Linked DNA regions of Homo sapiens: region 1 is linked to region 2. The links are chromatin loops, found by intact Hi-C in ENCODE. Cell type or tissue: heart right ventricle. All regions are shown on one strand.

What was found. Peaks named below come from ENCODE experiments on the same cell type or tissue, not always from the same donor. Only the 100,000 strongest peaks of a DNase experiment are listed, where the experiment ranks them.
Region 1: it touches region 2 in a loop (4-fold over the local background); 4 of 110 quality-filtered maps call a loop at or near these places.

What each region holds. Positions count from the first base shown.
Region 1 is chr19:42,278,994-42,281,493 of GRCh38, reverse strand. The region is part of intron 2 of CIC (capicua transcriptional repressor); the gene reads right to left. Among named protein-coding and RNA genes, the nearest start is that of CIC, 11 kb to the right of the region's middle. RefSeq lists silencers at 173-372, 633-952, 1,233-1,352, 1,433-1,772, enhancers at 802-1,307, 1,447-1,591 and a cis regulatory region at 1,511-1,526. In heart right ventricle, CTCF peaks have their summits at 1,351 and 1,551 (motif pointing right); DNase peaks (open chromatin) are centred at 144, 973 and 1,519; H3K4me3 peaks cover 2,500 bases; H3K27ac peaks cover 2,500 bases.
Region 2 is chr19:42,418,928-42,421,427 of GRCh38, reverse strand. All of the region lies in intron 1 of LIPE (lipase E, hormone sensitive type), which reads left to right. All of the region lies in intron 1 of LIPE-AS1 (LIPE antisense RNA 1), which reads right to left. Among named protein-coding and RNA genes, the nearest start is that of LIPE, 7.2 kb to the left of the region's middle. In heart right ventricle, a CTCF peak has its summit at 1,234 (motif pointing left); a DNase peak (open chromatin) is centred at 1,946; H3K4me3 peaks cover 460 bases; H3K27ac peaks cover 2,500 bases.

The DNA.
Region 1 (2,500 bases), 140 kb after region 2:
CCCTAACCAACTCCACAGAAGGACTGCCCCTAAACAGCCCCCACTGTGCCACCACACCCAGGCCTGGGGACAGGGAACCCAGACGAAGACATCAACAGCCACCCGGGCGGGCGGTACAGGCTGAGGCCTGCCCAGAGGCCTGGGGCGAGCAGCCAGGGATGCTGACAGACCGAGGGACAGGCAGACGCGCACTCTAAACTCATGGGGCCCATTTATTGAGCCCGCGAGGCACCGCACCCCTGCCGGCCGCCTGCGGCTCCCCACCCTGCTCTCCAGGCCCGGGTCCCCGCCTCAGCTCACCACCCCGGTGTCCCCAGCTCCCCTCACCCGCTTTCCACATACACACCCACCCACCCACCCCGGGCGGCGTCGGCGACGGCCAGGGTTGCCTGGGGAACGAGCCCAGGATTGGGCTGGCGCGGCTCGGCAAGGATGGGGGGCTAAAAATAGCGCCGGGGTGAGTCAGTGTGAGTGGGGCTGGGGTAGGCAGGGGGACCAGGAGGAAAAGAGAGACTGGGGAGAGTGTGTGGGGGATGGTCCCCAGGGATTGGGAGATGGGTGGGATGCGGGGGTGGGGGGGTTGAGAGACGTGGGTTTGGGGAAGGGAAGGTGCGGGGGCGGGAAAGGGGTGTACAGGCGCTTGGGCTGGGAGGGTTGGTCGGCGCGGGCTGAGGGAGGCGCCAAGGCCCGAGCAGAGGAGGGGGCGCCGCCCTGCGTTCCCCTCCCCTCCCCGCGCTCACGAGATTTTCCACTCGCCGCCTGGCCCCCAGCCAACCCCCGGCAGGCTCCACAAAGCCGCTTTGTGCAGGGAGGGCGGACGGGTGCCCGGCCGGCCTGACACCCACGCGGGCCGCGGCGGGGCGCCGGCCAGCTGGCACCCGAGCTGTCTGCGGTGGGAGGGAGGGTACCCCACCCAGCCCGAGGACGCGGCAGCGCAGGGGTTAATCGCTCAGGGGCGGAGAAGCAGGTCTCGGCCAATCAGCGGTCAGCGGGCGAGACGGCAGCCAATGAGAAGGACGGAGGCCCGACACAGGAGGTCTGCACCCAGGGGCGCGCGGGAACCCACACCCCTAGGTGCCAGCGGGGGCTGGGCGCGGCCCTCGCTGGGTGCCAGTCCGCTTCTACACAGCCCCCGGAGCACCCGGTTTCCCCGACTACTTCGCAAGAAACAGGCTCAGAGGGGGGATAGCATCTTGCAGCCGCGAGGTGGCACGGCCGGGATTTGAACCCAAATCTATCTGGCTTCACAATCAGCTTTTCCGCTGAAATAGGGGGACGGGAGTTCCCTGCCCGGGCCCTCGTGGGGAGCGGGAACAGGGGATAGGGTGGGGGTGGAGGAGGCGGCGCGGCGGGCTAGGGTCCAGCCGCCTGCGGTGCAGCCGCTGCCGCCGGTGGTAATGGGAGCCAGACGCCGTCGCCGCCGCTAATGCGCCTCCCTCCCGGCCACTAATGGAGCCATTAATACCCGGGCACCGGGGGCTCCGGGACGTACCCCCCAACCCCCTCTGCCGCGCATGCGCGCGCCTGCTGTCCCGCCGCCGCCTGCCGCCAGGAGGCAGCCTGACGCCTCGCAGCTCCTGGTGCTGGGGGCTGCTAAGCTGGGGGAGCTGGGGTCTCTTCTACAGTTACCAAGACTCACTCCTGCACCTTCACAAGCTCTTCCTCCTCTCCTCCTCTTCCCCAAGCCATCTTCTTCCCAACTCCTGCCTTTCCAGGGCGGTCTCCAGGGGTCTCTGACACCTAGATCCAACATTTTCCCTCCCCTGCTCTAAATGCCTTCTTGACTCTTTACTGGCCCGCGTAGAGCCCCAGCTTCTCAGCCTGGCATTCAAGCTGGGCCTGTCGTCCACGGCACCCTTCTGCTAAGCCTGGACTCTGGTGTCAGCTCCAGCCTCAACTAGCCACTCGGAGTTCATGCACTTTCACTCTTCCTGGTCTTTGCTCATGCAGCTGTTTCAGGTGGAATTGCCTTTTCCTTTCTTTGACTATTCTGAAATCTACTCATTCCTCATACTTCAGCTCAAATGTCACCTCCAGTGAGAAACCTACCTGATCCTCCCTTATCAGCCCCCATGAACCACTGAGTTGTCCCTGCCCCTTGGCTTCCCCAGACTCAGTACCTCCCTGGGCTCATCCTTGCCTGTGCCTGCATCCACATCTGCCTTCCTCACCCACCTGCCCCAGGACTGCTCAGCCCTGGGCCTGGCAGAGGGATGAGGAGGGAGCTGGCTTCTGCTGGTGGAGATAGGGTTCACTGTTTGAAACAAAATGGAAATTATGGTGGGCAGTATCTGGATCTGGGGAGTCAGGAGACCCAGGCTTAACCCCTTTGGCCCCTCTTTTTCCCCACCTGCCCAAGCATAGTTGGTGGGTACTGCCTCGTCTCTGAGGCCCTACCCATTGGGGTGCACTATATCTGGGACTCCTTTCAATGAAGCTGGCATCAAATGAAAGGCAAGGGGTAAAGGGGGAGGTAGGATGACCTGGGTCATGCCCTCTG
Region 2 (2,500 bases):
AACACCCTGGGAAGATAGAATTGAGAGGCTTCCCAAGGAGGCAATATTGGACCCAAGATGGACAGGCGTTAAGTGCTGTGCAGGGGGCAGGCAGGGGAACAGAGAGGACAGTATGGAGAAAGACCCGAGGCTTGAGGAAACACTGAGTTACAGTGCAGAGGGAGCTCAGCCAGGGCCAGGAGGAAGAGGAAGAGGAAACAGGGCAGGCAGTTTAAGAGAGGAGGATGGTAGCTGGGTACAGCGGCTCACACCTGTAATCCTGGCACTTTGGGAGGCCAAGGTGGGAGGACCCCTTGAGTCCAGGAGTTTGAGGCCAGCGTGGGCAACATAGCGAGACCCCGTCTCTACCAAAAACACAAACATTAGCCGGGCATGGTGGGGTGTACCTGTAGTCCCAGCTACTTGGGAGGCTGAGGTGGGAGGATCAATTGAGCCCAGGAGGTTGAGGCTGCAGTGAGCTGTGATCGCACCACTCTACTCCAGCCTGGGCAACAATGAGACTTTGTCTCAAAAAGAGAGAGAGAGAGGAGGATGGTACCTGGCTTGGGAGGCCATGTGCAGGATTGGGGGCTTTATCCTGAAAGCAAGGGAGGGGGTGTTGAAGGGTTGGAAGTGTGTGAACAGATTTGTGTGCTAAAAAGATCCTGTGGCTGCTATGTGGACAACAAATCAAAGAGAACAAAATCAGAAATATATAAAGATCTGTCATAGTCACCCAGGTAATGATGCTACCGCCTGGACCAGGGAGGAGGCAGTGGAGGTGGGGAGAAGGGCCAGGTTCCAGAGGCCTTTAGTAGGCATAGTGGGCAGGACTAGGGGATGGATTGCATGGGAGTTGGGGGGTGGGGAGGTGGCCAGGATGACATCCTGGGTTCCAGCTTGAGCAAATGGGGAGAGGTTTGTTCTCAACACACACACAGAGACCAAGACACGCACAAGCATGTATATCCATTCATACATAAACAAACACGCCCACACAAGCTCACAGGCCAAGAGAAACAGAGACACAGATACATTCACAGGCATACAAACATTCATACCTTCAAATGTACCAGTGCCGACGGACACAGGCCAGGACACACGCCAGCCATGACACATACCTGCAGAGGTACATATGTACACGTGAACCCCAGACACACTCACACCCGACCAGAAAGCATATACTTTGAAGCACAGACAGAGGGAGCAGCACACAGAAACACAGCAGAGATCAGCAGCTCTGCCCTGGAGCTGCCCCCTGCTGGCCGTGTGACCCCGGGGGTTATGTCACCTTTCTGTGCCTCAATTTTGTCATCTGCCAAAAGGGATGATAATGGTCTCTCCCTCATAGGTTGTGGGGCAGGCGACATGAGTCACTTCACATAAAACACATAAAGAAATCTCATCACCTCCTTTGAGAATGAAAAAAAAAAAAAAAAGAAAAGAAATCCCAGCACTTTGGGAGACCAAGGCAGGAGGATTGCTTGAGCACAGGAGTTCGAGACCAGTCTAGGCAACACAGCTAGACTCGATCCCTATTTTTAAATTAAACACACACACGCACAGAGAAAGAGACCAGGCACGCAGAGGCTGTTGGTGCAACGTTTGCTCTTTTATGCACACACTCTCGGGGATCCAGCCACTCATTGTCCCCACCTGCATCTGATTCCAGGCTTCCTGGCTTCAGAAGCCTTTGCTTCCTCCCAGGCCCCACACCTGGCCCTTCCTCCATCCCCCATCCACCCCCACCCCACTTCCTTCCCCACCGCCCTCCTTACCCCTGCTCAGTCCCCAGGAGTCGGATTCAGCTGTCCAGAAACTCTTCAGGGCAAAGAAAGGTCCAGTGCCCAGTCAGTGGGACACCACCCAAAGCCAAATCCCCTCTGCCCTACCTCTCCCCTAGTCCTTACCCACGGCCCCAGTGGGCCTACCCCTGCCCCAGTGCCCTCTGCCAGGGATTCCTGGCGAGTTGCTGGCAACCTCAGCATCCCTTCCTGCCAGCTCCACCCAGCCCAGTCCTCGGGGAGCCGCCTGGAACAGGACAAAGGGCAGAGCTCTGGAGTCCCTAGGGCCTGGGTCCAGCCCCTTCCCCACTCCTTTGTGCAGTCACTTGTTTTGTTGGAAATGTCCCCTCTCCTCATCTTTTTATTTATTTTATTTTAATTTTTTTGAGACAGAGTTTCTGTCTTGTTGCCGAGGCTGGAGTGCAATGGTGTGATCTTGGCTCACCGCAACCTCTGCCTCCCAGGTTCAAGCGATTCTCCTGCCTCAGCCTCCCGAGTAGCTGGGACTACAGGCACGCGCCACCATGCCCGGCTAATTTTGTATTTTTAGTAGAGACAGGGTTTCTCCATGTTGGCCAGGCTGGTCTCGAACTCCCGATCTCAGGTGATCCACCGGCCTCAGCCTCCCAAAGTGGTGGGATTACAGGTGTGAGCCACGGCGCCCGGCCCCCACTCCTCATCTTAAAAGATCCCTACCGGCATGGATGCTACCACTTTACCAAGGGGCGGCAGTGCAC